2 separate regions of the Homo sapiens genome follow, and region 1 is linked to region 2. Evidence: chromatin loops called from intact Hi-C (ENCODE). Cell type or tissue: thyroid gland. All regions are shown on one strand. Each heading gives the region's core, and the rest is flanking DNA. Links, peaks and the distances in the headings are about the cores only.

Evidence for each region. Peaks named below come from ENCODE experiments on the same cell type or tissue, not always from the same donor. Only the 100,000 strongest peaks of a DNase experiment are listed, where the experiment ranks them.
Region 1: it touches region 2 in a loop (4-fold over the local background); 4 of 110 quality-filtered maps call a loop at or near these places.

The regions. Positions count from the first base shown.
Region 1 is chr7:147,540,145-147,556,770 of GRCh38, reverse strand. All of the region lies in intron 11 of CNTNAP2 (contactin associated protein 2), which reads right to left. Among named protein-coding and RNA genes, the nearest start is that of MIR548F4, 170 kb to the right of the region's middle. In thyroid gland, for the core only: a CTCF peak has its summit at 9,298; a DNase peak (open chromatin) is centred at 9,300.
Region 2 is chr7:148,143,401-148,160,026 of GRCh38, reverse strand. CNTNAP2 (contactin associated protein 2) reads right to left here. Exons shown (of 24, transcript NM_014141.6): 17 at 12,318-12,536. Among named protein-coding and RNA genes, the nearest start is that of C7orf33, 440 kb to the left of the region's middle. In thyroid gland, for the core only: no CTCF peak of the experiment used is centred there; a DNase peak (open chromatin) is centred at 6,246.

The DNA.
Region 1 (16,626 bases), core at 7,356-12,355, 610 kb after region 2:
AGTTCTGGTTAGAAGTTTGAAATGGGGTTCACTGGGCTAAATTCAAAGTGTTGGTAGCACTGTGTTTCTCCTGCAAATTCTAGGGGGGAAATCTATATACTTGCCTTTTCCAGATTATAGAGGCCACACACATTCCTGGGCTCATCATCTCAGTCCCCCATCTTCAAAGCTAGGAATTAGGTGGAATTTCCCTCCTGCTGCATCACTGCAACTCTCTGCTTTCATAGTCTCTTTCTCTGACTATTTTAAGGAGCTCTGTCATTACACAAAGCCACCCAGATAATCCAGGATAATCTCCTCAAATCAAGGCTCTTAACAAGCACAAAGTCCCTTTGCCATATAAAGTTACATATTCACTGGTTCCATGAATTAGGACATGAACCTCTGGTGGGGAGCATTATTTTTATCACAGATATATAAAAACTATATAAAATAATATGATTTTATATAAATAATGTATGGAAATAATATCACAACTATATAAAAATGATGACTCTATTTAAAGAATAACTTTTATTAAGCAACTAATGTGCTTCCAGTGTTGTGGATGAACACAAGGTATATTAAGCAGAATAATAAAGAAAGACGGAAGAATGAAGTCAAATTTTCATACTGACTTTAAAGGTCCACATAGCCTTGAAGGTTATGTCTACCAGTAGAATACGAAACACCATGGCCCAAGCAGACGATGTGACAGAGAAATTCTGTTAAAGCAGAAATTCTGCTCTCTGCTTACATGCAGACGTGGCCGCAGGCCTATACAGGATTGCCAAAATGCTGGCAGAAAGAGAAAAGCAAAAGGTTTAAGAGTAAAGACAAGTAACAGGCATGAATTGCTGGGAAATAAAGCATCGATTAAAGAATGGATAGGGTAGGGGGAGAAACATGAAGGAGGCCCTATTCCCTAGGAGAAGAGCTAGAGTTCCATGACGCTGATGAGCTGAGGAAGACTCTCTCCACACCTGTCTACTCCTCGTGCTTTGAGAGAAACAATTAAACTTGAAATATACATCCTTCCTGTTGTGACCTTGAAAAGCATGAGGATCACTAGAAGTGGCCGGGTATTAACCCATGTGAGAAACTTACTCATAAGTCAAAGCTGAGCACATACATAAAGGTTATCTTTGGAACATCATAAGCAGTCTTCCTGACTGTACAGAAGAGGGAAAAATATTCACTTTTAATGATTTGATATGAAACTGGGAAAAAGCATGAAATAATTTTAAATCTAATTTTGATAAGAAATGCTGTAATATAACATTTTGCGTATCCATCAATCGCTTATGAATGCCCTCACCTTTCTGCTCTTTTATACTGGAGGCGATCACATGCTTACTATATACTTGTACATACTTGCTGTAGGGACCAGGTTATAAGATGCTAAAATGAGGGATTGGTTTTCTGGGAATTTCTACCCTTGAATGGATAAAGAAGCCTTTTCATGTAAAACGTAGGCATAGCGGCGATATAGTTTATATGGGGCTTATCTGGGTTGGTATTGTTCAGTGTAGGATGGTCTCTGGGGCCCTCCTTATTCTGCTCCCTTTTTAACCATGAAACCACCTTCTGATCCTAATCTTGCTTTCAAAAATAAGTTTCTATATTGGAAAGAGGTAATTCTCATTAGAAACCATGAAACTGACTTTTTTATCTCAACAGACTCTAGTGAATTTGGTTGCAGGAATGTGTTTGCCCAGAACCTAATTATTCCTGTTAAGGTAACCACTGAGGTTTGTGCACAGCCAAGTTGGAAATCCAGAGAGGCGGCAATGACCTTGAGACCCTCCTCAGTGAAAGCTCTCTAATTCTAGGACCATGCAATTATTTTTAATTAGTACAATATAAGCTTCACAATACCTAAGTCCTCATTAACACTTGAATATTAACCTCATATGTTCTCTGTCTGTTTGGATTTTTTTTTTTTAGAGCTTGAATGAATACCCTGAGTAAACTACATTATTTCCCTTAGGAACCATTGTCTCATTATCAGCACACAGCAAATGAAGATGGTAGAGAGAATGTGGATTTAAAAACAGATATTCTGTATGCTAATATTGTGTCATGATCTTTCCCTGCATATAATTTCTGTATGAGATGTTATTCATTATAGCCCCCTAATGGGTTTATTTACCTGTCCAAGCCTCAAGGGGAGGGAGGAAATTAGGATTTTTTTAAAAAAGACAAAGTTTCAATTTCTTGTTGAAATTACAATAGCTTGTAGTTCTTTTACTTGATAAGTCCTTCAAAAAGTTTCTGAAAGCCAGAGTATATCTACATTTATTATTTCATTTCTACTCTCTCCCTTCCCCATACCCAGCCCATTTTTTCTTTTGTTTGATCCTTCCCAAATCCCTCTATAAATTGGCTTCAAGGCACTGTTTCAAAGAAAAAAAAAAATAATCCATACTATTGCAATGCCAGTCACAAAACCAGGACTCTTTGCCCCTGTATCACTGTGATTGCCATATTTCCTGGAGACTTCAATATCCATTCTTGGTATTCTTTGACCTGCACTCCACAATATATCAAATTTTCCTGTATTACATGACTAAACCTAAACAACTCTACTTGTATTTTATTCAGGGTTACTATTAGGTTATAGAAAACTCTAAGAAGGAGAGAAAGCCTACAAAATCCAACAGGCATGCTACAAACACGCTTCCTCAATTTAATGGGTCTGGACGAAGAAGCTTAGCATCCAGTTCATCTTGCTCAGATCCTATAGAGGTTGCTTATGTTGCTGCATCTCCTGAGTCTCCATTCCCATCTCTAACCTTCTCTCTCTCATTTCCTTTTTTTTCTTTTCTTTTGAGATAGAGTTTTGCTCGTCGCCTAGGCTGGAGTGCAATGACGCGATCTCGGCTCACTGAAACCTCCACCTCCCGGGTTCAAGCGATTCTCCTGCCTTGGTAGCTGGGATTACAGGCACGCGCCAGCATGCCTGGCTAATTTTTGTGCTTTTAGTAGAGACAGGGTTTCACCATGTTGGCCAGACTGGTCTCTTACACCTGACCTTGGCCCTCCCAAAGTGCTGGGATTACAGGCGCAAACCACCACCTCAGCCCCTTTCTTATTGCTAATTATTTTAGGAACACCTACTAATGTGGTAGTAGTATCTAACACTATACCTTGCCCTAGGAAGAAAAAAGTAAAAAAGTCATAAATCCTAGCTCTGGGGAATTTGCTATGTAATACATGGGGCAGGCATGTTAACTAAATAATATATATAATTTGTTAGATGTTATAAAAGATTATAAAACAAAGTACTCAGAGACTTTAGAAAAATAAACTGGATAAGTTGATTTAGGACAGTTTGGAAATACTTTATTTGTGAAGTGGTTTTATGCTAAGTCTTATAGGATGAATAGGAGGTTGCAAGGAAGACAAGAGAAGGACTTTCCTTACACTTCCTCCCCAGAACCATGTGATTCCATGCTTGTCCTGAGATCATTTAATGGTTTTCTCCATTTACCTCCTCTCTTTTTTCCATTGGCTGCATCTTCTCTATTCATCTGCACTGGTCTCTGCGATCTTAGATTCAAGGGCAGGTAGACACGTGCTACATGCTAGTCCCGTTTCCCTGTCCAATCTAGGGGAACTCCTGCTTCTTCACCACTTACACCTTAGCCCCTCAAGTCAGAATGTTATCACTGCTGTCTCACCTTCAAGAATGTCACTGATACCTACCCTGGGCTTTCACTACGTTCTCATTCTCTAGGAGTTTAGTAGACATTGTCATTGTTGGCTGACTCCTCATGGAAACATTCTTCTCTTCATTTCTGTGCCCTTAGCTTGTATTTCTTTTTGCCTCTTGACTGTCCTATCCTGTGTCTTGCACTGTCATTTTTCTTCTGCTGGCCTGGAGAGAGAGCTATTCTTCAAGGGCTCTGTCACTGCCATCTGCTCAAAGCAATTATTTAATAGTTAACTTGTCTAGGATTGCTCACCTAGAAAAAGGCAGAGCCAGGATTTGAACACAGGAATTCTGGCTACAGGGTCCTAACACTTGTTTAAACATTGTGCTGAATTGTTTCTACTGATATTATGGAGGAAGAAGGCGTATTTTATTCTCATTGTTGAAGGACAGTGTGGAGAAAAGTGAGGGATGTGATTCACTAAGGAAATGACTCTTGGAAGTGTAGATTTTTCTTATTTATATCTCTGTGTGTGTGTGTGTGTGTGTGTGTGTGTGTGTGTGTTGAGGAAAGTAAAATGGAGTAAAGAAATTCAAATTCTCCATTTGTTTTTAGCTAAACAAATCACAGTTAAATGAAAAATCAGATTTTTAAATTAAAAAGTGTTAATTCTAAATGCAAACTTTAGTCATTTAAAGTCATTCTATGATTCAAATAATAAAAAGATAGCTACGTTTGTATACTAATTTACAGCTTTAAAATGTTTTACTGTAATTTATGGAATTCAATGAATGAGGCAATAGGACTGATTTTTAATTGTTAAATAAAGCCTTTTAAATTTAATGAAAAAATAAACCATTAAAAAATGTGAGCTTCAAAATTTGAAAATGAAACAGGCCGTTTCCCATAGCAGAAAGAATTGTGTTTAAACTCGCATATAACTCAAATAAAAAACAAACAAAATACACCGCCCAAAACTGAAGGCCATAGAAGGACACAGTGGGAAGACTTTTAGATCAAGAATCAGAACTCCTTTTTGTGACTTGGTTCTGTAACTTACAGTCCATATGACTTGGATTATTTGCCACTTAAATTTTCTGAGTATAAATTTTCTCATAAAAATGAGGAATTTGATGGGATATTCAAGTTTTACTTTGGCCAAGCACTCTAAGTTAATAGTTTATGGTGCATATTTCAAAAGGCCATAATAATCTGAATGTCTTTGCTAAGCCTTTATAATTTCTTGTCCATTATTTAAGTATTGATGTAGTAATGAAGACATTATTGGTGATTTCAGAGCTCTTCAGTCAGAGTTAAAAGAAGATTCAAATATAGATAATCCTGTTAAGAAATAGAGAACACCCATCGATGAATACAAGTTGAGAGTCTTTTTTCAAACCGAAACAGCAACAAGATATTAGCATCCTTGAGAGTCTACTGTTAAAACCAATGCAGCAACAAGATATTAGCATCTGATTTAGGTTCAGGATAAGGAACTTCCCAGGCAGTGGCTTTCTCCAACTTCTTTTGAGATATGAGGATTATATAAATGTAGGCTTGTTTTATAATAGGACAGGTTTCAAAAATATCAGACTATTGCTATGATTGCTAAATGTGGCTTACATTGCTTGAGATTCTGTTAAAGTCATCTCAGAATCAGAATCAAATAATGAAATTGCTAGTCTTCAAAGTAAGCCCCTTCAGTAGAGATTAAGGAGTCAATAACTTCAGCATTCCTTACACAATCAAGGACCAGAGAAGTAATAATATTTTCAAATATTCCAGAATCTTAAAGCATCTGCCAAAATCTAGGCACATAGAAACTGCTGCATTAAACTATTCGCACTGTAATGAAAGTTTTTGTGATCTTTATTCTGACTTTATTGATCCTATTTACAGCAGACAGCATGAGAAGAAAAACAATTTATTACCACCTGCTAGAATAGTTGAACCTGATAATGATATACCTGAGCTAACAGGAGAAACCTATACTGTTTGTCTTCTAATTTAAGAAAACAAGAAAGCCTACATATTTCTGGATAATGTTTACCTTAATGCACATAAGAACCATATCATAATTTTTGCTACATCCATACCTGATAGCACAGTGCCTGGTGTATGCAAGTTAGTCAGTGAAAGCTCACTGAATATTTAAATTCTATGGGAATAGTATTTTTTATGGATACTATCTCCTTACCCAGTATTTTCAGATAAATTTATGATTTCTTACAGCATTGTGGTTTAAGTACACACACAAACGTATATACTATATCTATATGTACATATAGTACATATATTTTCACAGAACAATTTTTTTCACTTCTGCCTTTACTTGTTAGTTTACCTGCTATATAATATCTGTTGTGGTTATTTGGGGAACAAGATCGTTTCAGAAGGTGCTGGCCCAGCTCTACAGTTGCCTGGCATTGTCTTTCCTCAGTGGCCAGAGGCAAAGCAAATGAACTTGACATTGCTGCTGAGGGACTGCTCCTCTCCCCACATCAGCCCCTTCCCTTTTTCTTCACTTCAGTTTGAGACTTTCTTCCACTCATGCTCAGTGTATTTAGTCCATTCTCATGCTGCTAATAAAGACATATGAGACTGGGTAATTTATAAAGGAAATAGTTTAATGGACTCCCAGTTCCACATAGCTGGGGAGGCCTCACAATCATGGTGGAAGATGAAGGAAGAGCAAAGGCATATCTTACATGGTGGCAGGCAAGAGAGATTGTGCAGGGGAACTCCTATTTATAAAACAATCAGATCTCATGAGACTTATTCACTACCACAAGAACAGCATGGTGGAAACCACCCCATGATTCAATCATTTCCACCTGGCCCTGCCCTTGACATATGGGGATTATTACAATTTAAGGTGAGATTTGGGTGGGGACACAGTCAAACCATATCACTCAGCTCTCTCAAAAAAGAGAACCCCACTGAAAAATAATTAACAAATCCCAAATATATTTTTCCACCGGGAATTTCAATCATGATCAAATTGAGTGATTTTTTCCAAGGCATTTATGTTGTTAAAAGTGGAAGAATAAAGTCATATTTGCTAAGGATCTGCAGTACTCATTTCTCATTATATAGTGCAACTTCTAAATCCTTCTATGAAAATTGTGATATTCCCCCCTCAGAGAAAATTTCCATAAAAGAAAAATTTTTATCAAACAATTATATGATCATTGACATTCTAATAAAAATAATGTATTGCTTTATACAGCATGTGCAACCAAATAATTCAAATATAATGCGTGTGTTATTTAAATAAATAGCTCTGATTCCAGGGTGTATGTGATAAGAAATGGGGGAAGAAAAGAAGACATGGTGTGGATAATTAACTCCTCTATGTAGATTACATATTACTATATCAGACACATCGAGCCCACTGCTTCAAATCCCTTGACTCATCCCTTATACCAGAACTGCTGTGGTGACTACTTTTTATAGACCTCAGCAGGATTTGCCATGGGAGGCATTGGTCTTACCATATCTGTCAAGTATATGGGTTCCCCTTTACTTCAAAGAATGGCTGTGACCTGGTCACTTAAAGCTCCGCAGGTTAGAAGTCCAGTTGTCTCTGTTTGCAGATGACATGATTTTATATTTAGAAAACCCCATCATCTCAGCCCCAAAACATCTTGAACTGATAAGCAACTTCAGCAAAATCTCAGGATACAAAATCAATGTGCAAAAATCACAAGAATTCCTTTACACCAACAATAGGTAAGCAGAGAGCCAAATCATGAATGAACTCCCACTCACAATTACTACAAAGAGAATAAAAACCTAGGAATACAACTTACAAGGGACGTGAAGGACCTCTTCAAGGAGAACTACAAACCATTGCTCAAGAAAATAAGACAGGACATCAACAAATGGAAAAACATTTCATCCTCACGGAGAGGAAGAATCATTATCATGAAAATGGCCATACTGCCCAAAGTAATTTATAGATTCAATACTATTCCCATCAAACTACCATTGACATTCTTCACAGAATTATAAATGTTTAAAATTTCATATGGAATCAAAGAAGACCCCAAATAGCCAAGACAATCCTAAGTAAAAAGAACAAAGGTGGAGGCATCATGCTATCTGACTTCAAACTATACTACAAGGCTACAGTAACCAAAAGAGCATGTACTGGTACCGAAACAGACATATAGACCAATGGAACAGAACAGAGACCTCAGAAATAACACCATACATCTACAAGCATCTGCTCTTTGACAAATGCGACAAAAACAAGCAATGGGGAAACGATCTCCTATTCAGTAAATGGTCCTGGGAAAATTGGCTAGCCATATGCAGAAAACTGAAACTGGACCCCTTCCTTACACCTTATACAGAATTATCTCAAGATGGACTAAAGACTTAAATTTAAAACCCAAAATCATAAAAACCCTAGAAGAAAACCTATGCAATACCATTCAGGACATAGGCATGGGCAGAGACTTCATGACAAAAATGTCAAAAGCAATTGCAACAAAAGCCAAAGTTGACAAATGGGATCTAATTAAACTGAAGAGCGTCTGCACAGCAAAAGGAACTATCATCAGAGTGAACAGGCAACCTACAGAATGGGAGAAAATTTTTGGAATCTACCCATCTGACAAAGGTCTAATATCCAGAATTTACAAGGAACTTAAACATATTTATAAGAAAAAATCAAACAACCCCATCAAAAAGTGGGCAAATAATATGAACAGACACTTTTCAAAAGAAGACATTTAGGCTCCCAACAAACATATGAAAAAAAGCTCAAATTCACTGATCGTCAGAGAAATGCAAATCTAAACCACAATGAGACACCATCTCACACCAGTCAGAATGGCGATTATTAAAAAGTCAGAAAACAATAGATGCTGGTGAGGCTGTGGAGAAATAGGAACACTTTCACACTGTTGGTAGGAATGAAAATTAGTTCAACCCTTGTGGAAGACAGTGTGGCAATTCCTCAAGGATCTAGAACCAGAAACACCATTTGACTCAGCAGTCCCATTACTGGGTACATACCCAAAGTATTATAAATCATTCTATTATAAAGACACATGCACACATGTTTACTGCAGCACTATTTACAATAGCAAAGACATAGAACCAACCAAAATGCCCATCAGTGATAGACTGGATAAAGAAAATGTGGCACTATACACCATGGAATACTACACAGCCATAAAAAGGAATGAGATTATGTCCTTTTCAGGGACATAGATGAAGCTGGAAGCCATCATCCTTAGCAAACTAACACAGGAAAAGAAAACCCAACACCGCATGTTCTCACTCATAAGTGAGAGTTGAATATTGAGAACACATGGACACGGAGAGGGGAACAACACACACCAGGGCCTGTTGGGGTGTGTGGGGTGCAGGGAGGGAACTTAGAGGATAGGTCAATAGGTACAGCAAACCACCATGGCACACGTAGACCTATGTAACAAACCTGCATGTTCTGCACATGTATCCCGTTGTTGTTGTGTGTGTGTGTGTGTGTGTTTAGAAGAAATAAAGACAAAACAAAAAAACAAAAATAAAAACAAAAACAAAGCTCCTCATGCCAGTGGACCATCAAGCAAAGAAAGGAGTTACTACTGTTCTGGCAAAGGTAGCTTATCTGAATGAGCTGAGGAGACAGCGCTGCTGCCCCCTAGCAGGCAGGGAGAAGAATGTCTGGAGCCCAGGGGATTGAATGTAATACCTGTTGCTGCTTCTGTGCTCAGTGTTAATGGTGATTAAGCAACCGCAGCATTAGTGGCTGGTGAAGAGCAAGGTAACTAAGGACCTAGATCTCCAGGAGATGAAAGTCTGGGTCACTGCATCAGTCAAGCAACCAGCTGAAATACTGGCTTAGGATGAGTTGAAGGAAAGGATAAATAATATCAATTATTGCCTTGGATTCAGCTGTAATACAGGGATTATCACTTATTCTGCCAATCTTTTGTATTGAAACTTTGCAGAGATTGAAGATGACTTTATGACAGATTAGACTTGAGAGAAGACATGAGCAAGTCTCAGTTCTGCAAGGGGTGGGCTGTATCAGACACTTCTTGTATACTAATTTATATCCTTTTGGCCCCACCTCTTACTGCAGCCACTGCTGTGGTAACCAATGTCTCCTAGGTTTTGATTAGCTAATCACAGATACAGCATCTGCCCTGTTCCTCTTGCTTCTTGCCCTGAGGGTTTCATTGATACTGCAGAGCAGGGTTAGTCTCAGAAATTGATGTGGCCTCATGCATGCATATGCCAAAAATCTGGTAAAGTCAATGCCCTTGGAGTCACTCGAACAAAGGGGATGAGAATCAGTTTCATCCATGTGTACTCCTGGGCAGAAAGATCTGCGATGTGTTTCAGAGGTTTCCTCAGGGAGCTGCCCTGGGACTGAAAACCTGACTCAACTGACCACAGTCAACTTGACAATGCACTGTTGTATTGGCTTTTCTCCTTTCCCTGTACACTGGCTTCACCCAAGCTCCAAGGGGTCACACAAATCATATTGAGTATTTAACTGTAATAAAGCATTTGTCCTAGGCTAAGAAATTATGATGCACAAGTACATATCTACTTTTTTTAATCCTCAAAAGATGGTGTTACAATAACTAAGTAAACGGTCTTAGTTGTGGGCATGTCCCTTGATGTTCACTTTTCCAGAAGATTGTTCTATACTCAGCACTCATCTAGCATAGAGTAGGCACTTGATAAACAGCTTTTAATGAATTAATATATAAGTAATATAAACTGTTATTAAACAGTAAGTAACTTCACTCTATCTGAATAAAATTATTAATAGTTCCATTTTCTTTTTTTCCTGCTGATCTTTACCATACCAACATGATAATGTGTACATAAATATGCAATTGCACACATTGACAGAATTTTACAGTAGTGTTCTTTAATGAATCATACCTCCTCTCATCTGTGCTCTTGTCAGGGCCCTCCCACCATGATTCTGGGTCTGATCATATGGCTTGTTTTGATTAAAGAGACATTAGCAAATGTGATTTGATTAGTCTGTTCTCATGATGTTAATAAAGATATACCTGAGACTGGGTAATTTATAAAAGAAGGAGGTTTAATTGACTCACTGTTCCACATGGCTGGGGAGGCTTCACAATCATGGCGGAAGGTGAAAGTCACATCTTACATGGCGGCAGGCAAGAGAGAATGAGACCCAAGTGAAAGGGGAAACCCCTTATAAAACCATCAGATCTTGGAGACTTATTCACTACCACGAGAATAGTATAGGGGAAATTGTCTCCCATGATTCAATTATTTCCCACTGGGTCCCTCTACAACACGTGGGAATTATGGGAGCTACAATTTAAGGTGAGATTTGGGTGGGGACACAGTCAAATCATATCAGTGATGCAACCTTAGGTTTTAAAAGTTGCTTTTCAAACCTATGTGAAGAAAGCTGGGCTGGCTTGCTGGCAGCATATGGCCCAGCTGAGGAACAGACTAACCATCAGACTTGTGTGGAAGGACATGGACATCACAGACTGCCCAGCCCCAGGCAAGCTGTCATTTGACTACAGCTGCATGAATTACCCTATGGAAGACTAGCAAAGAATTATTCAGAAGAGCCTATCTCAGACTGATAACCTATTCGAATCATGGGTAAATAAAGTGATTGTTGTTTTAAGCACTTAATTTTTAGGGAGGCTTGTTAGATTGCAATAGATAACTAACACAGACAACTCACATACACACAGTTGTGTTGGCTTACATTTTTTTTCTAAAATGGTATCATACTAACCAAATTTACTCAATTATTGCCCACTGAAGGTTTTCACTTTGTGTCTAGTTTTTGCTACTACCAAAATGCTGAAAGTAAACATCACTAAAGTTCTGGTTTCAGTAGACAAATTTCTGAGTGAGGAGTTAGGGCTTGTATTGTTGAGCACAAAAGGCATCGTGCCCAGGGCCCACAAGATGTTAGGGATTCAGGGAATATTTTTATCTTAAAAATTTAAGAAAAAGTAAATCCAGTAATAATAAATTCAGTTTGACTTATATTCCTCTTTACACCAACACAATCATAAAATATATTTTCTGTCTGTATATGTATACATACATATATATGTCTATGAGTACGTGTATGTGTGTGTGTGTATTATCAGTTCATTCTCATGCTGCTAATAAAGACAAACTCGAGACTGAGTAATTTATAAAGGAAAGAGGTTTAATGGACTCACAGTTCCACATGGCTAGGGAGGCTCACAATCATGGGGAAAGATAAAGGAAGAGCAAAGAGACATCTTACATGGTGGCAGGCAAGAGAGAATGAGAGCCAAGCAAAACCGGACACCCCTTATAAAACCATCAGATCTCGTGAGACTTATTCACTACCACGAGAACAGTATGGGGGAACTGCCCCCATGATTCAATTGTCTCCCACCAGGTCCCTCCCACAACACATGGGAATTATGGGAGTTACAATTCAAGATGAGATTTGGGTGGGCACACAGCCAAATCTTATCACATATATATATAATATTAATAGAGAAAGAAGACAACACAGGCACAAGTTTCTAGGGCCCATGAAAGTCATGCTGTGGCCCTGGAAAGAGGACTTGCATTTTTTTTTTATTGGAATAGATATTTCAAAATTGTTTTCTGAAAGCCTATAACAATTTTCATTTTTGCCAGAAATAAATGAAAGTACCCTTTTAACTCATCCCCACCAACAGTAGTTATTATCACTTTTAATTTTTTGCCACTCTGATGGATGTGAAGTGAGAGCTTCATTGCTACTTAATTTGCATTTCTCTCATTACCAGGAGCCTGAAATTTTTTTTTGGAAGTCTGGGGCCATTGAAATGTGCTCTTCTGTGGGCTTCTGAGTCATCATTCTTTGCATAATTTATATTTCTAAGAGCAGTTTGTATGTGCCATAACTGTTGCAAACATAATTTGCCAATTTAGTATGTGGAGAACAACATTATATGTTGTACATTTACACACAAAAGTTTCAGATTTTTACAGATCTCTGATGGCTTTGGTAATAGGTTACCTCAAAGCCTCATTTGTACATGTAGTCTTCTGTATTTTCTTCCAGTTTGGAAACACTTATATTTAAAGATTTAATCCCTCTAGAATAAATATTCCATGACATGAAGAATATTTATAAATTGTTTTGTTTAAAACAGGTAGCTTTGTGTTTAAAACTAATAAATAATAACAATTGTTTGCTATCATAAACCTACAGAAAAGATATGGTGAATTGAACATAGAATGGGAAGACAAGAGGTTACTTAGCCTCTCTGAAATTAGTTTCCATTATAAAAAGAGGGAATTGAGTTAAATCATGGGTTTTCAAATGGAGCGTATGGAATCCTGAGGCTCGCCATGGTTCTTTGGAGATTTACAGAAATGAGAGATGGATATACCCAAACAGTGAGGGTTAAGCTTCATATAAATTCTGTCAATTACTGGCTTATTACATGCATCAAGATCACGCCTATGGTTTTATTTGAGGGGGTAGAAGTGCTTGGGAATAAAACATAAAAACTCTGAATTAGATAATCTTCATGTCCTTATTATAGAGTTGTTCAGAATAAGAATGAGAATGCAAAACAGAACAAACAAAGGAAAGTAGGAAAAAACTTTCACATTAATCTTCATAGAAATAGTATAAGGTAGGTGTCATTTTTGGGAGCAGGCCCCTCAAAATCTGGCCATAAACTGGCCCCAAAACTGGCCATAAATAAAATCTCTGCAGCACTGTAACATGTTCATAATGGCCCTAACACCCATGCTGGAAGGTTGTGGGTTTACCAGAATGAAGGCAAGGAACACTTAGCCCGCCCAGGGCAGAAAACCGCTTAAAGGCATTCTTAAGTCACAAACAATAGCATGAGCTATCTGTGCCTTAAGGATAAGTTCCTGCTGCAGTTAACTAGCCCATCCTATTCCTTTAATTCAACCCATCCCTTTGTTTCCCATGAGGGATACTTTTAGTTAATTTAATATCTATAGAAACAATGCTAATGACTGGTTTGCTGTTAATAAATATGTGGGTAAATCCCTGTTCGGGGCTCTCAGCTCTGAAGGCTGTGAGACCCCTGATTTCCCACTTCACACCTCTATATTTCTGTGTGTGTGTCTTTAATTCCTCTAGCACTGCTGGGTTAGGGTCTCCCCAGCTGAGCTGGTCTCAGCATATCATTATCCCCAAAGGAAAATCTAGGTTTTCTGGAGCTTGAATTTAATGTCATTTTGGAATCTCTCTTTAAGAAAAGATTGAAATATTTAAATACAAATACATATGTAGGTCTGAACATGGGCACTGGGAGTGCACTTGAAAATTATTCCTACACTAGATGCCTAGCAATATGTGACAATATAGAGAAATAACTTCAGAGCACATAAATATTGTCACTAAACACAAATTTATGGATCTCAACTTTCCCTTAGCATGACACCAAACCTGTTCAAGGTTTCTCCAAAGATCTTCACCATGTGATGGAAGAAAGTCATACTGAAAGAGACAGAGCTCTTAGCTAGTCACAGTTAAGGTATCTTAACATTGTAAACTTAACATAAGCATATGACTATGTGAACATATATGCCCTACACAAATAAAAGGCCCTGAAGCTTAAGTCCCAATAGCTTCTCAGTTAACTTCCTCCGATTATTCCCAGCTTGCAAATAAAGATGCTAAGTCTCAGGGAGATTTAGTAATTTGCCAAAGTCACACAGCTAGTCCGTAAATGAAGTCTTGGATTTCAACAGGTGCTCTGCCTGCCCAGGTGATGTCACTTCTGCTGTCCAGTACAAACTCTTACTTTCTTATTTGCTTTTTTTTTGGAGCTTTTTTTTTTTTACCACTGAACAATCCAAATGTCTCCCTGAACAAATTCTTCATTTAAAAAAGAAGAAAGGAAAAGGATATCACTTTAAATGGTGAAGTGTGTGGTAGGTGAGGAGGCACTTACATGATAAGTGGAGAGTTTAGTTAATTAGATTATTATAGCATTGGACTGTAGCCACTGTGTCCGGCAACTCTAATTAGACATCAATGCTGCAATAAGCCTATTTTGAAAATTAAGATATAATTGGAAAAACACGTGATAGTCATCTTCTCACCCTTAGAATTTCAAAGCACATATGGACCTGAACTACCTGAAATTCTGAAAAAGCTTCATAAGGAGATGATGTGCCACTGGCTCTCATTTATAGGCATGTCTGTTATCTGGGCCAAAACTGTATATCCTGCTTGCATTTTTTATTACCCAAAAAGTTGCTCGATGATTTCACCTAAATCGCTAATGATTAAGTGGGGCACATATATAAACTATCCAGCATTGCTCCATTTCTTTTCCCTTAGTGAACACGGAAAGATCAAACTCATTTTAATCATTAAACATAATATGAGAAGGTTAAAAATGCTCTTTTAAATAGTTCTATGCATTCCATGATCAAATAGAAATATATTGAGTGTAACCAAAGTTTTGAATAATTCATGACCTGCTCAACCTTACCTTACAGGGTACGATTTAAAATTGACCACATTGATTTTATTGCCCAGTATACAGTGAGATCTCATTTATCTGACATCATTTGGGAGCGAGTTGTTCATAGAACCACAGAATTTTAGAATTTGAGAAGACCTCGGAGAGCATGTGATCTATCTCCCTCACTGTAACTACTTATATTACGACAACAACAACAACAGCTGTTTGAGCTCTTCCTATGTGTCATATTCTATGCTGAGTGTTTTGTAAGTGTTGTGCCTTCTGTTTGTCACAGTAATCCTATGAGGAAGGTATTATTCTTTCCATTTTCAAAGGAGGAAAGTGAGGCTTAGAGCAATTAAAGTAACAGAAGGCTATGGAGCTTGAAAGTAATGGAATAGAATGAGATTTGAGCCTATAGCCCCTGTTCCTAGCCACTGCATTATACTAAGAGTCAAAGATATCATATGGCTTACTCACTCAAAGTCACTCACTAATTTAGTGTCAATTACCAGACCAGAATTTGGGTGTTCTAACTGTTACCATCTTCCCCCTATATCGTATACATTTTTAAAAGAAGTAGATGTTAAACATAAATGGAGTTTTCCTTGCTATAAGCACTAAAACTCATTTTATTTTAAGTATCTTTAGTGGAAATCATTCTAAGTTATTGCAGTTTTCTGCCTCCTTCATCATATTACATTAAATATAATTGCTATTTCTTGCTGACTCAGGTTTCAAAATTACCTACATCAATCACTGGATTACGCTGCACCAATCTGACACCTTTACCAAATGATCTCAGAAAATTTTGTTTCATTAACTTGTTTCTTTTTTTTTTGAGACAGAGTCTTGCTCTGTCACCAGGCTGGATTGCAGTGGCACCATCTCGGCTCATTGCGACCTCCAACTCCCCGGTTCAAGCGATTCTTTTGCCTCAGCCTGCCAAGTAGCTGGGATTACAGGCACGTGCCACCATGCCCAGCTTATTTTTACATTTTTAGTAGAGATGGAGTTTCACCATGTTGGCCAGGATGCTCTCGATCTCCTGACCTTGTGATCTGCCCTCCTTGTTTCCCTTTTTATAAGTAGTGAATCCTTGCAATATATTGTTACTGGAGATGTCATGTTGCATTGTGCAAATTCTAATTGCTCTTCTTGTATCCTAATGCACAGAAATATAACTTACTCTTTATATCTGTCATAGGTTAGGAAACAATATAGGCAGACTTGTTTAAATTGGGAGTTTGAATAACTAAACAGAACAAATGTGACCTCTGGGTTAGAGGTGACTTTCTTTGGAGGTATTAAGCTGCATTCTGAAAAATGAAGTGGAGGCAGACAGAAGAGTCCAGGGGAAGTGCTGTGAAAGTAGAAGGAAAGAGATGTGTAAAGGATGGAGGTAAGAGTGTGATGTTCTGGGGGGTCTGGAGTGACACTCAGAGTGACTGGAGTCCAGATTTCAAGAGGAGCAAGTAGGAGCTGATGAGACTGCAGACAATCAGGGACCAGGTCTTCAAAGAACT
Region 2 (16,626 bases), core at 3,823-8,822:
GCACAAGAGATTTGCCTACCTCAGCCTTCCAAAGTGCTGGGATTACAGGCGTGAGCCACCGCGCCCAGCAGTGTGGTAGTTTTAAGAGCAGAGACAAAACTGTGAGATTTAAAAAAAAATGTCATAAGGAACAAAGATGGAAATTATATACTGGTACAAGGAACAATAAATCAAGAAGATCATGAACACATCTAACTAGCAAAATAGACTTCAATTACCCGAAGCTACCACTGATAGAACTATTGATAGAAATTCAGTAAATAAAGTTTAAAATTTATACTCAGAAACTGATAGGTCAAGCAGTGCTTAGTGAAATTAGGTACACACATACTCTATGACTCAGTAATTCTGGGGACACACAGAGGCACACACACACACAAGACGTCCTCACACAGGTGGCAGAGAATGCACATAAATATATTCCCTGGAGGGTTATTCGTGGTGGCAGAGTTGCAGAAAACCTAGGTATTCATCATTAGGGGATAGAATAAATGATGCGTGGTAAATACACATAATGGAGCACTATGCACATAGTATTCAGAGAACTACTCAAATAGATCTTAACAATGTAAGGCAGAGGGAAGAGAGTAAGAAACAGAATGGGATCTGTAGTACAATGCCACCCATATAAAGCATGGCACACAAGAGACAACACGAATTTCCACAATGATATGTATACTTTGAACAAATATATAGAGGGTGGGACTAGAAGACCATCCATAAAATACGTTTCAGTGGGTGTCGGCGATGGCGAGAGGGTGAAGCTGGCAATGGTGAAGAAAAAACGTAATAAAATGAAATTAAAATGAAAGAGGAACATTGTCAGGATGTGACAATAGGACCATGAAAGGAAGAGAGACCCACGCAATATCCTGCACATCAGGGGGCCTTGAAAACACGAAGGAGCAGAAACCAAACTGTGAGATAAAAACATGAGAGGGAAGCGTCTGATGGGAAACGACCCTGTTTATCTGAATGCGGAATACTAAAAGTGGGCCTCTTTTTTCTCACGCTCATAGTGTACTGTGGGAGGAACTATGGGGCTGCGAGGATCTATCCCTTCTTCAATATTTGTGTCATTGATACTAATTTATTTTATTACAATCTTTTTCTGTGGGACAGTTGCCATTTATTATCATGAAGTTTAGTTCAGTCCTTATCGGAAAGATAAAAAATCTGTATAAGAAATTATTTATTTGTTGAAAAACATTTTTCCATATTGATTGCAAAAGTGGTACCGTTACATTAAAATGTCTTCTCTGCATCAGACCATTCCAATTGCCATGAGGATGTTGGAAGAAAGACCAGAGTTCCTGAAGCATTTGGTCTTGTGACACATGAGAAGGTGAACCTTTAGTTTCTTAGGTTCAGAATGTTCACCGTAAAGTTTCTACCCATATAATATAGTTAACAGATTATCTTTTAGTTAGTTGGGAGCTCAAAAGACATTAAAAGTACACTGTTGATTTGATTATTTGGGAGCACATTTTAAAAAAAGCAAAAATTGTCCAGGCTTGGTGGCTCATGCCTCTAATCCTAGCACCTTGGGAAGCTGAGGCCAGCGGATCATGAGCTCGAGAGATCGAGGCCATCCTGGCCAACATGGTGAAATCCTATCTCTACTAAAAATACAAAAATTAGCTGGGTGTGGTGACGTGTGCCTGTAGTCCCAGCTACCTGGGAGGCCAAGGCAGGAGAATTGCTTGAACCCGGGAGGCGGAGGTTGCAGTGAGCCGAGATTGTGCCACTGCACTTCAGCCTGGTAACAGAGGGAGACTCTGTCTCAAAAAAAAAAAAAAAAAAAGCGCAAACATTGTACCTATCATCACTCACTTCCTATGGTAATGCTCTGACTGAAAGGTAGCTGGAATTGCAAAAGTCAATTAGTTTTGATCCCTAAAGGGCAAAGGGCAGAAAACATACATGGCAACTGTAAGTGGGAAGGGGCTATCCTTTGCCCTTTGTGGGGGTCGTAGGTGGAGATGGTTCTATTGAGAAGATAGCAGCCGACTGAGCGTGGTGGCCCAGCAGGTTCAGAAAAGAATAGAGGGCTGGTAACCCTTGTAGTGAACAACTGTGAAGGAGAAGGCATTTCTTGGAGGAGCTTCTATATTTTATTTGCATTTTTGCTTTGCATATGGTCGATTGATTTCAATGTAGTAATTTTTTTTGCTAGATTTTGTCCAGCAAATTAATTTACTCTTTAATGTATGGCAATGGTTTCTAATTACGACATCACTCCCTATTTCTATCCCAGAGAGAACCAAGAACTAGTTACAAAGGTTGGGGTAGAAACTCTGCATTAGGATTGCAGCCAGCATCACAGCTACCGCCAAACAGGCAAGACCCCAATTTGATATCAGGAAGACTGAAAACTATGCTCAGGCTCTAGACTGATTTGAAATGCTGTCTTCCATAATATGCTGACTTTCTCTGTGACTTTTTTTTTTTTTTTGCTGCTTCTGCTTCTGTCATGCTTGATTTCAGTCTGTGGTTCCCAGTAAAAAGATATTTCCCAAGATGGTAAATATCATCACATTTTGAGAAAAGAATTCTGGAGAAAGTTTATAAGGAAAAACCCTTCTTGCTTTGGAAAGGAGATGATCTAATTTTGAATATGGATATTAACCCAGAAAAATCACAATCACTTATTTATTCATCCAGATGTTTGCTCAGCAAATATTTATTGGGTAACCATTGACCAGTTGTTATTGGACCCTATCCTCCGTCTATGCTGTATGTAGCTTACGTTCTAGGGGGAGGACACATAAATAAACGTATTCATTTATTTCTGAATAATAATAATTTTCTGGGGTTTCAACACCCTCTAGAGGTTTCCCATTGGTTACTTGGTATATGCCCTATGTAAATGAAGAAGACGAAGTCAAGTGACAAAGTCATTTACTCAGTATGCACCCTATGTAAATGGCAAGGATGTTACTCAGTGTGTGGCATAAGTAAATGGAGAGGATGAAGTGAAGCTACACAGCCGTTCACCTTCCTGTCATTGCTGAAGCGTTCCCATTTGATTTAGTTCCAAGAAGTCAGCATGAATCTGCCTATCTTCCCTGCCTCCAGACCCTATTCTCCTGCCTCAGCTGCATTTGAGGGACAGTCTGGAGGTAGACTCACAGGGCTTACTATTGGATAGGAAGTGATGAGGGAAAGAGAAGAAAGAAAGGGAAGAAGGAAATCAAGGGTAACTCCAAATTTAGGGTGGATGGGTGGATTAGATGGTGATGCCACCTACTGAGATGGGGAGGGCTTTTGGAGGAACAAATTTCCAGGAGGCATCAAGAGTTGTTTCCCATCATGTTTATTCTAAGATGCCCATTTAATATCTAAGTTGAAACACAAAGTAGAAAGTAGGATAAGTGGATCTAGAGTTCCTGAGAGAAGAGAGGCCTGGAGATTTAAATTTGAGAGACATTGGCACAAATTATTATCAGAAGCCATTGGATGGTGGGCTGAATGAGATCATCCAAGACAATATTCGGATGAGAAGACAGGAAGGCTCTGTGACACTGCAATGCTTAGTGGTCAAGCGGAGGAAGGAGGGAATGCAGGAGAGACTAAGTGATGGCCAGCTTGGTAGGAAAAATAAGCAGGACAGCACACGGCTGTGGAATCTGTGGGAAGAAAGTATTTCAGGAAAGAGCGCAGGAGACATGCTGCTGAGAGAGTCTGCAAAGCCCCGAAGAATGTGTCTGAGACTTAGAGATCCATGCTGACTTTGACGACTTTATAAAAGCTTTACCAAAGGAACTCAAAACAAAACAAAACAAAAACAAAACATTATTTCCATGTCATAGAGACTGTCAAGTAAGAAGTCTCATTCCCTGAGAAGAGTGCTTTTGCATTAACTTCTCGTTAAACCAAACCCTTTGCGTTTGACAGTGGCCCTCTGCAGGCCTAGATCTTTGCCATGGCGACTTTATAATCTGCATAATACCAGCCAGGGCTGCCTGATGTCCAGCCTCACCACTGCCTGTCAACTTCAGTCTCTCCCATAGACTCCATAACTGGGAGAGTGCTCCACAAGGGGCCGGTATTGCACGTGGGGCCTGCAAATCTTCCTTGGGATGGATTCTCCTGCACGTTGTGGGAAGCTGTGGGAGCACCCAGTGTCACCGCACCTTTCCACATACCCTCTGGGCCACAGGGTCATCTCAGTCAGGGGACGCTGGTATAGACTGACCAAGAGGGCCTGAACTTTGCCTTCAGCTTGACTAAACTTTACATAGGACCCCTCCATTCCACCCTAGACCCCTGACCTCACTTTTTAAGAGCACTTACTTTAGAAAATTTGTTATTGTTAATTCTTTCTCTGCCCTTTTGAGATATAAATTTTTTAAAAAGCTGTTTGCCAGTTTTACAACCCAGGAATGGCTTTTTCAAAAACTTGGGAGTCATCTCTTTGAAATGGTAATTGTCAAGGAAAATAGCACCCTGTCTCCCCTCCACGGGAGGGTGGGAGCCTAACTCCAAGTTGTGAAAGTTTACTTTTCCTTTGGGTAGAGCCAATCAGCAAACACAGACACCCTATGATCCCTCCTATCCCAGCTTGTAAAAACTTTCCCATTGTATTTTAGTGAAATAAAAAAAACCAAAAAATCAAAATAAAGAAACAAAATTCTCCTGCCCTTAGCTGAAGTGGAGGCGAGCTCGACTGCATTCTGGCTTCTCTACCCTGTCGCAACAGCCCTGAATGAAGATCTTCCTTGCCTGTTCAACTTTGCCCAGTGCAATTTTTGCTTTGACAAGAGGAATGATTAAAGCGCTGAGTCTTTGGAGTCAGACTGTCTGGAACCAAATCCCATCTCTGTCTCTTCCTAAATGCACGACCTTCGGTAAGTCAACTAATCTTTAATGTGAGAATAAAACAAGAATTAGCAATGTTATCTATGTTATAGACTCGTGTGGACTCATTGAGGGGAAGCATGGGAAGCACTTGGCCCTGGGGTTCACCGGGGTGTCTCAGTCAGCATTCACGTGGTTGCTTTTGAGGCAGGTTTGCAGGAAACAGGGGCAGGCACACATTCTCTAGGTTATAATTCCTGCAATTTGAGATGTACATTTTTTTTTTTTTTGAGATGTGGTCTCACTCTGTCACCCAGGCTGGAGTGTAGTGGCACAATCTTGGCTCACTGTGACCTCTGCCCACTGGGTTCAAGCTATTCTCCTGCCTCAGCTTCCCAAGTAGCTGGGATTACAGGCACCCACCAGCATGCCTGAGTAATTTTTGTATCTTTAGTAAAGACAGAAATTCACCATGTTGGTCAGACTGGTCTCGAACTCCTGACCTCAGATGATCTGCCCGCCTTAGCATTCCAAAGTGCTGAAATTACAGGCGTGAGCCACCATGCCCGGCCTGAGTTGTACATCTTTTATTATCAATTTCTTAGATATGAGAAACAGCCATTTTATTCATACATAGATTTGGGTGAATTTCATTATTAGAATTCTATTTTTCTCCTTCACACACAAATGCGATTTTCTCTTTGGTCTCTCAATGATACTGCATTTCAGATGGCACTGGAATGATCCATTTGCAATTTTGGAATACAGAGAGTATGAGAAGCAGCTGACCAAACAAGCTGTATTTTAGAATTTGGGGAGGTTGGACTCAGAGAATGGTTATAACATTTCAGTCTGTAGTTGCTTATACGTCCATTTAATAAACCTCAACTCTTCCATAAACTCAGGTTGCCACCCAGGAGAAAAAAGTCTCCTGATAGACAAACTGTCAGAGGAAGAAGAGGCTGCGGGCTTCCCCACTCTCAGGTAGTCTCTGAGTCCTCCTGAAGACAGCGTGCCTTCCACTGAGTCTCAGTCAGGCTTTCTGCCCAACGCAAAAGAGCTTGAAGCACTGAGGGTGATTTTTCAACTCCTTTTTGGACTGCACAAAAGAGATGGTTCCCTTTAACCTCTAGAGAGATATCAGAAGAGGCCAGAGCCAAGTAAATTGAGCACGGACATTTGTCATGAGTTAAGATGACCTAGCCTCTGTCAAGGAGCCACTTAGGAGCTTGACTTCTTCCTGAAGCTGTCTGAAATGGCCTCCAGATCTTGTAACTCTGATCTCCTCCCTTAATGACTGCCAAGAGCAGTTGCATGCTCTGGCTAGTGTCTAGCTTGCTGCATGCTAACCCTGTCCTAGCTCCCTGACCTGAACAGCCTGCTTGGCTCCCCGCAGTGGTGTTTGCTTGCCAGCTCCTGGCCATGCCCTGGGCTGGCAGCCAGCCTCCCAGGCTGGGGGCCCAGCAGATATCTTGCCTTCTCCCACTCCTGCCGCTGCTATCAGCTGTCAGGGCTCCAAACTCCTTGTATGTCTCTGCCAAAGCTGGCTTTGCTCAATCCAGCCTGGCATTGTTCATGCTTAGACAATGACCATGAGCTTGTTTGCTTTCTCCACCGCCTAAGAAAAATCTGGCCCACGGACAGCCCAGGTCCGAACACCTGGGCTGGCTGAGGCTTCAGATCAACATGTGGCTTAAGTGCTTCTGCTGGGCCATCCAGGGAGCTCGTCATATGCTGGACACTCATTTTGGATCAAAAAATGGGAAAAGTTTCCTGCACTTTTCAGACAAATACCAGCAAGTGCTTTTTTTCTTTCTGTGTCTCTTAGTTTTTAAATGTATTTGTTACTTTTTGATTAAACCAGAATAATCTCTGGATTCTTACAACTTCCAAAAGACCTGTGTTAACCCTTTTGGGATGACAGCTTCTAATTATATTTTAGATGTGCAGTGAGGTGAACTGTGTCTTCTCTGTTTTTTTTTTTTTCGGTTACTTTGCAAAAGGACATGTGAGCCTGGCCTCGCTAATGACACCACCTTTGCAAAGATCACACAGCAAGAAAAGTCTAGCATGGCTGACTCCGTCCTGCTTCTAGCCTCACAGCCTGGCTGTCCCTGCTCCTTCCTGGGCATAGGTCAGGCTAAACTAACCATGGGAGGTATTTGGTTTAGAGTTTAGCTTTTTTTTTTTTTTTTTTTTTTTTTTTGAGACGGAGTCTTGCTCAGTCACCCAGGCTGGAGTGCAGTGGCGCGATCTCGGCTCACTGCAAGCTCCGCCTCCCGGGTTCATGCCATTCTTCTGCCTCAGCCTCCCGAGTAGCTGGGACTACAGGCGCCTGCCACTACACCTGGCTAATTTTTTTGTATTTTTAGTAGAGACGGGGTTTCACCGTGCTAGCCAGGATGGTCTCGATCTCCTGACTTCGTGATCCCCCCATCTCGGCCTCCCAAAGTGCTGGGATTACAGGCGTGAGCCGCCGTGCCCAGCTAGAGTTTAGCTTTAAAGCAAGGATGATAATTGTCCCTCCTTAAAACTGGTTCCCTCCTGGCTGGAAGATTGAAACTGCCTTTGTAAAACCAATGAAAGGCCATGAGATTAGAATTATGGGAGAGGCCTGAACTCTGTTAAAATGTAGGTGTAGTTTCTAGAATCCCTTAATGCTCAGGAGTCATGTGGCCGGAGGTCACAAGATTTGTGGCTTCCTCAGTTGCTTTTATAGATAACATCACTATTGTAGAACTTAAGATTGGTCTTTTGAGATTTTTTTTTCAGATTTTTGCATTCTGGAAACCACCTGCCTCCATCCAGACTTGGGACGCAGAACTCAACCAGTTCTGTGGCTGTCACCCTGAGGCAGACTCAGCACATGAGGACAATTTTCCACACCCCTATGATTCCATCTCCAACCAATCAGCAACACCCATTCCCTAGCCCCCTGCCCACCAAATTGTCCTTAAAAACCCTAGCCTCTGAGTCCTCAGAGAGGCTGATTTGAGTAATAACTCCAGTCCTTCTGCTTGGCTGTCCTTGTGTTAATTAAACGCTTTATTTACTGCAATAACATTGTCTCAGTGAATTTGGTTTACCTGTGTAGCGGGCAAGAAAAACCCTTCAGGCAATTACATTAACACAGGTTAGTGGGTGGAAGGTGGCCTTCTGTAGAGCTCTGTGTGCAAAGCCAAGAACTATTTGCAGTCTGTTTCAGCTTTAATTTGTATGAAAGCCCTTCCTTCCGGAACCTAGGTGGAGCTCTTGGGCCATTCTGTCACATATCTTAGCTGTTGCAGGGATGCTGGTGTGATGTTTTCAGATGAACTTCTGATTTCTTGGCTGACTGTGAAAAAATCCTTGGGCCTTAGTTTGCTGCTCTGTGGCCTCTGCAGGTAAGCTGAGGACTAGCAGAATAATTCTGAATATTGAGGGACATCTCTGCATGTGAGCTTTCCTGTAGGGTTGGTGAGTGGAAGTGATCACATTTCAAGTCAATATTTCAAGAAAGAAGTAATGAGCCCATTGAAAGAGGCTTCTTTAAGAGAAGGGTAACTATTACATGGAGGAAGAAGAAAATAAAGGGAATAAAAGGTAAAGGATAGTAAAGGAAAAAGAAACTCACATTTAATGAGAATGGACCTGCTGGGCATAGTGGCTCATGCCTGTAATCCCAGCACTTTGAGAGGCTGAGGCGGGCAGATCACTTGAGGTCAGGGGTCTGAGACCAGCCTGGCCAACATGGTGAAACCCTTTCTGTACAAAATTAGCCAGTCACGGTGGCACATGCCTGTAATCCCAGCTACACAGGAGGCCGAGAGAGGAGAATCACTTGAACCTGGGAGGCAGAGGTTGCAGTGAGCTGAGATCACGCCACTTTACTCCAGCCTGGATGACAGAGAAAGACCCTGTCTCAAATACTACTACTACTACTATTATTAATAATAATGATAATAATTATGGGCCCTAGGCGAGGCACTCTCCTGAGTGCTTAGCATGGAATATCTCATTTAATACTGTGGTGTAGGAGCTGTATTCCTAATTAACACAGAAATATTAAGCAATTTGTCAGTGGTTTCTCAATTGGCAAGAGGCAGAGGTGGTAGTCAAAGACCATATTGTTAACCACACACCATTGTGAGAAGACTGACCACTTGGCAACCCTGGTATTGTTCAATCATTACCAAGCATGTAATAAAAAATGTCTAATATTGGAAGAGGCCAGGCATGGTGGCTCATGCCTGTAATTCCGGCCCTTTGGGAGGCTGAGGTGGAAGGATCACTTGATCCCAGGAGTTTGAGATCAGCCTGGGCAACATAGGGAGACCTCATGCCAGGCATGGTGGCATGAGCCTATAGTCCCAGCGACTTGGGGACTGAGGTGGGAGGATCCCTTGAGCCTGGGAGGTTGAGGCTGCAGTAAGCCACGATCATGCCACTGTACTCCAGCCTGGGCAACAGAACAAGACTCCATGTAAAACAAACAAACAAACAAACAAAACATAGAAATAGAAGATACTCAGAGAGGGAAGATGGTAATAGTTGGTCAAGAAAATGCTTTTATATTAGAGGTGAACTGAGACTAACACCTAAGTCCCTAAATTCTAACTGAATAGTTTGGAGATAAGTGGCTCCAGAAATTCATAGCTGTTGAACTAGGTGTTAGTTTTAGAGTCTTGTTTTTTTTTTCTGAGACAGAGTCTCACTCTATCTCCCACGCTGGAGTACAGTGGCGCGATCTCGGCTCACTGCAAGCTCTGCCTCCCGGGTTCACACCATTCTCCTGCCTCAGCCTCCTGAGTAGCTGGGACTACAGGCACCCACCACCATGCCTGGCTAATTTTTTGTATTTTTAGTAGAGATGGGGTTTCACCGTGTTAGCCAGGATGGTCAGGATCTCCTGACCTCGTGATCCGCCTGCCTCAGCCTCCCAAAGTGCTGGGATTACGGGCGTGAGCCACTGCGCCCAGCCCTAATTTTTGTATTTTTAAATAGAGACAGGGTTTCACTATGTTGGCCAGGATGGTCTTGAACTCCTGAACTCATGATCCGCCTGCCTCGGCCTCCCAAATTGCTGGGATTATAGGCGTGAGCCACCGTGGCCGTCCTTTTTTTTTTTTTTTTTTTTTTTTTTTTGTAACAACCCCTCTCACTTCACCTGAGGTAGACTTCTATTGCCGAACAATATTTCACAAATTGGCTAAAGTAGCTCATATCTGAGAGATGTGCCTTGTGCCTCCCTTTAAGGTGACAGGAATTAGAAACTGGGACTAGAGACTATTTTCTAGTCAAAAGAAATTGCTGACTCATCACGTCAGCCTCCTGTTCTGAAATTTCTGTTTCTGCGGTCATCAATGGTTTTACAATTGCTAAATTAAAACAACACAGGCCAGGAGTGGTGGCTCATGCCTGTAATCCCAGCATTTTGGGAGGCTGAGGTGGGTGGATCACCTGAGGTCAGGAGTTTGAGACCAGCCTGGCCAACATGGTGAAACCCCTTCTCTACTAAAAATACAAAAATTTGCTGGGCATACTGGCATGCACCTGTAGTCCCAGCTGCTCAGGAGGCTGAGGCAGGAGAATCACCTGAACCCAGGAGGTGGAGGTTGCAGTGAGTCGTGAGTTGAGAACACACCATTGCACTCCAGCCTGGCCACAGGATGAGACTCCATCTCAAAACACACACACACGCACATTTCTAGCCTTATTTTACTCATGGTGCTTGATATTATTTGCCATTACCTTTTTAATCAAATCCTCCTCCTCTTGTGACATTACTCTCTCCTAATTTTCCTTATTTCTATTCCTCTTCATTCTTCCTGAGATATTCTTTTTCTGTTTATCCCTTATATTCCATGGTTCTGTAGAATTCTGATCTCAGGCCCTTGCTCTTTTCTTAAGTTATTATTGGGTCACCTTCTTTAAGTGAATTGATGTTCCTTCCAAGACCATAATAAATACTCTTCCATCTCTTCATTTTACAACCTTACTAGGTCTTCAAAATTCTTACACACAGCCACAGTTAGCCAACAGAAAGGAACAAAACTAAAGTTGGACTTCTATATCCAGGGGCAGGGTCAAAAAAACGAGAAGTTGAGTCAAGTAGGGTCACCTGTTATGATGAAAACCAGATAGAATCTACCCAGCATGTTCAGAATTAACAGTATTTAGGAAGAAACTTGTCCTAGCTAATCTGGGCCACACATGTTGATGAAGTGAAATTTCTTCACTGTGCTCAGCAGGGATCAATGGACCTGATATTTAGCTAATTAAAAAATAATGTGTAATTTTGTGATCTATAACTTGAGGGAAGGATTTGGAAAGGGCTGATTTCCAGTTGTAATTAGGAAATACTTTATTTCTAAATCTATAACTCTTTTATAGCCCCAGCTGATGTGGTTGTTAAAAGTCAGTCTCACTTTCAAAGCTCATTGACCCACACCTTTGTTTTGTAGTTGGCCGACATCACACAAAATGAATGGAGATCTAATTTTACCTTTCCTTTAATGACATTCTACCGCTCTTCAAGCTTCCCAACACAACTATGAAAGACACTGTGGGGACTCTGCCCCTTGTTAAAATTAACTGGCTCTCAGTGAGGCTGTAACGTAGGGTGGAGCCCAAGTGGCAGGTGTTATGAATATGAACAGCAACCAAGTCACATTCTTATCTTGCTTTGTCTGAGACTTCCACAGTTGACTGCACTGATCAATTGACCCCCTAGAGAGGGGTCTAAGATGATGCATCCACAAAGTCCTTCAAACTCACTTCTTTATTTCATTCAACAGAGGAAAAGTTGCTAATTTCCTAACATATGAATATTCTCAAAAACAAAATTTAAAATTCAACTAGCCATGGGAAGCAGGTATGAATTTGAAGTAATTTTAGGTTCATCTGAAATATGTCAGTAGCAGAAAGACAGGTGAAAAAGATTAGACTGGGTGTCTGGATCCACTTCTTGCATAGGTAGTTTAACTTTTTGATCTGTTTAAATTTCTTTTTTGTACTGATCTTTTTTCCTATGTCAGGAAAAGTCTAAATCTTTCTCTGCCTAGAACCTTGAGAATAGGCAAGAAAGGAATGGCTTTATATTTATCATTTCAAAAAAATCTGAACTTAGCCCATTTCCTCCCTCCCTCCCTCCCTCTCTCCCTTCCTTCCTTCCTTCCTTCCTTTCCTTCCACACAGTTACAAGTGCCCCAAATGATCAAATAACTTTATACACTTCTAAAACCATAAACCTAAAATTGCAGATATTAGAGAGACCTGAGAGATGTCTCAGCCTGCACTCTGATTTTATAGCTGAGGACAGTGAGCTCCCAAGAGTGGAAGTGGAACGAGATCTAGGTCTCCTGAAACTTCTTCCTTATTCCATTCTGTCTTGAAGGAGACTACAAGAGGCCAACACCTTTACTTTTGGAAGGATCTCTATATCAAACCTTGCATAGGCTGATTTTTTTTTTTTTTTGTATTGTGCAGGCTCTTAAAAATCAACAGAGGGAAGCCATGGTTACCTTTCCATTACTTACCCACAAATAACTGGCTGTAGAGCTCCAGGCGGGTGTGGCCTTCTGTTGGGGCCTTGCGGATCTGCTGCGGTAGCCGGTCCACCTGTAGGCTGGCCTGCTTGACATTCCTCTCTGCAGTGACCCGGTGCCACTGGTCATCGTTGAGAGGGGTTGGTGACCTCACTACAATCTCTACTGGCCCATTTCCCACATCAAATGAAAAGGACACTTCTGTGGCAGCTGGAGGAGCAGAAAGCATGAAAAACATGAGTATTTTTCTCCCAGATACCAAATAGCAGTAAATTCTAGACGACAAACAAAGCAGGGAGAGGAAAAATCATCTAAGCCTGTCACGTCCTACAAAGGTCGATGGCAAAATCAATGGAAGAAGGATAAAATGTCAATCATTAACCATTAATAACCAAGGGTGTTTTGGGGGGTCTATGTGTCAGGTATATATTTATTTCCTTATTTAATTTTAGAAGCCTTCCAAGATGTGACCATCATTGACCCTCTCCAGATAAGGAGACTGAAGTCTGGAGAAGTTAGCGCATGTTGAGTGTCTTAGATTCAGTAAGTTAGTGGAGTCACGAACTGAACCAAGGTTTGTCAGATTTCAGAGCCTGATATCTTCTAATTCCACATACAATTTACCTTTTCAGTAAGTAGCTCCTTGGGAAGTGATTCATAGTCACCTGGAGATCTCTTGAAACACCTGTGTCCAGAGATTTGGACTCAGTTGGTCAAGAGTTGGCACTGGTATTTTAAAAAAACTCCCCAGGAAATGTTAACACATAGCTAGAGTTGAGAGCTACTGCTTTGGGGGAATTTATGAAACTTGATTTCATTGATCTTTATACTCTTTTGAAAGTTGGGGACCCTTGAATTGTTGGTGTAATGAGGGTAACCTATTGTTGGTGTAATGACGGTGACCTATTGTTGGTGTAATGAGGGTAACCTATTGTTGGTGTAATGAGGGTGACCTATTGTTGGTGTAATGAGGGTGACCTACATTTTATGACCACCTGTGCCTACCTGAAAGGTAGCACAACATTTCTGGAGAATAATCCCTGTCGTACATCGTCTGTTGCAAACCTTGGTTATTCCCCATCTGGGTTGTAGGCTCCTTCTCATAACCTACCCTCTAGCACTGACCACAAATTCTTTTTTTTAGAGATCACCTCCAAATCAACCTTCCTCTGCAATTAGTCACCTCTCAACAATTGGCAAATGGATTGGGTGGTTGCTTTATTAACTTTAGCTATAAGTAGCTTTCTAATTTCACATTTTATATTTTATGTTAAGTTCCTCAGTGACCACCTAGTGCTTTATAAACAAGCTTTTTAAATGTATATTTTTTCTTGTGATTGACAGGAGAGGCAGCCTCAGGCTGAAGCAGCACACACGTCTTCAGCTCCCTTAGGCTGGGTGAATTCTTCTCAACATTAAAGATGTGGCACACCAGTGCCTAACTTTGCTTATAAAGATATTCAGCCCCTCTGTCCATCAATAAGCTTTCCACCTAATCTCTAAGCAGTTTAATTAAATATCTGTCATTTTTTTTTCCTGGGCTAATGGAAAATTCAGCTTCTTTTGGCTGGTACCATTTTAAGACGATGTCACAAGCAATCAAACTTCTAATTTAGAAACCATGGTGGGCCAGATTCTCTCAGGACCTAGACTGTTCCCTGCCTCTGTGTTGGGCCCCTTGGAAAGCTGCATTAACTTTATTGAGCTACAGGGATATTAGACACAGAGCTCAATTTAATCAACCTAATTGTACCAAGGAATTTTGATCCTTCATGTCGTTAGCGAGAGAACTTTCATTTCAACACCTGTGGTCATTGGACACACACTTCAGAAAAATATCTCATCTAAATTAGAAGCCCCTGCCTCCAGGGGTCATTGGGACTGGATTGAACTTGCAGGCCAGTGACCTCCATCAAGGTTTCCATGGAAGTATGATCAGAATGCAGGAAGATGATAATATGACCCACAGGCTGTGTGATCTTTCTCTGTAGTTCTGATACAGCAGATGAGGAAAAAGTAGCCTTGGTTTCAGATTAAATCTGTTCTGTTCTCATAACACTGTATTTTAGCAGGAGCATTTTTTAAATGTAAGTTGTCAGAACAGCAAGAGAACGAGGGTTCCTGGGCTAAGTAGGAAAGATTGTTTCATTTTAAAGGCATCAACTGCCATCAAGGAAATAGAATTTAGGGATAAATTGAGTTTAACCCTAAGGTTTGACTCGTAGGGATAAATGCTGTTCTAATTTCCTCTGTGATTCTCCTACTGCTATGATGAATTCGTGTCCAGGTCTTCAAACTGTCACTACTTGGAAAAACTCTGAGTGCCAGAAGTCGCTAGAAAATATCTATACTTTTTGCTTGTCCCAATAGATCCCCTATTTCTTCACCGTCACCTTAACATCAATATTTTATTCTGGAGAAGGGAAGAAAGTTGCCAGGACGATGCCGTAGCTCAGAGCCTCTCACCCTAATGGGATACAGTAAGAGGGACTCAAGGCCAAAGGACCCCACGAGCAACTTTCTTCCCAAACAGCCTCCATTCAGGCTCTGCTGGAGAAATATTTATGAAGTCAGCACATTCCACACCCCTTCCGTTGCTTCCTCAGGAAGGATCTGAAAGACCCACTGTGAGAGCCAAGGAAAGGGCTCTTTTTTCTCAGCCACTCAATGTCAGCTTCCCTGACATTGCTGCGGGAAGCCTTTGAGAAATCCCATCCCCCAGTCAGACAGCCAGTGTGTTTTAAAAGCTTCTAAGTTCAGTTTGTGGCTGATTGCTCTTGGTCTTCTGGGTGAGAGCAACTGACATTTTAAAAGAGATAATTATAGAGAGAGTGAGCGAATAAAAGGGAGACAGCATAAAAGACACTTGAGCCAATGACACTGTCCTCGCTTAATGTGTGTCTCCAGTTGGAGACTGAAGTGTTGCCCTGTTTCTGCCTGTGAAAAAGGAATTTCTTATATACCGAACAAATTCTCATTTCCAGAAATAAGTATTTGAGAATTGGATGCATATAGCCTGGCTCATTGGAAAGAACACTGTGCCAAACATGAATGGTTGCCTTTCCATGAGTATCAAGAACTGGGAAGGGTCTGAGACTTTACCCCACTTGCAGGCTAACAAGTTAGCCATGGTTTGATGATGCTGGCAGAACCATAGTTTAACATGGCCACAGTCTGATGATGCTGGCAGAAGACATGAAACTCCTGGGTCAGAGACAAAGGACTTCTTTACTCACAACACAGCAGGCAGCCTGAGCTTCCCGTTCACATTGCTTTCCCTTGCAGGGGAATGCAGGGCATCCCAGGTGGATGCTGCACATGCAATAAGTTTGCTTCACAGCTGAGGGACCCTGGACTTAGGAAACCCCAATCTTTTTACAGTAGCTACTAGCAAACTTGCTCAATTTCTGCCCCGGAGAGTGACATTATATTTCTTACTCTGGCCATGAAATAAATCTACCCTCTGTCCCAGAGGAAGACACTATCTGTATCTTCCAAGGCTGTTAGCTATACACACATCCTTAAAAAAGGTATAAACAAAGCTGTCAATGCTTCTTGCTCAGAAGGCAGGCAAAAGTGGAAGAGACCCATGGAGATTTTTCTCCCAATAATTAGTCACTTTCCCTTTTTTCTTTGTGAGCTAACCGGATTTTGCCCTGGAATCTCTGTGTTTCCAGAGTCTTGCACTTTGCATAAGGACAGCCCTACCCAAGGCCCACAGGATGGATCTGGATTTAATGAAGGCAAAGATGGCAATTCCAGGCTCCTTGCCAGCTACCCACTTTGGATGAGACACATAATTCCCTTCTAGCCAATGAAACATGAGTGGAGTCTTTTGGTGAGTTATAAGGAAAAGACAGTCCCTTTTCTGCCCCTTAATATTGGGTGGGAAGCTGTGGTTCTTAATGTTGCTGGAGCTGCCTCACAAATGTCAGAGATACAGAGGACAGAGAGGACAGAGGATGAGCCTGGGTCATGGCTGACATTGTTCAACTTTTAAAAATTCTTTATTTGTATTTTTTGAGACAGGGTCTTGTTCTGTCACCCAGGCTGCAGTGTGGCAGTGTGATCATAGCTGACTGCAGCCTTGACCTCCTGGGCTCAGATGATTCTCCCACCTCAGCCTCTCAAGTAGCTGAGACTACAGGAGTACACCACCACACCTAGATAATTTTTGTATTTTTTGTAGAGATGGGGTTTTGCCATGTTGCCCAGGCTCATCTCGAAATCGTGGGCTCAAGCTATCCACCCATCTCAGACTCCCAGTGTGCTAGGATTACAGGCATGAGCCACCACACCT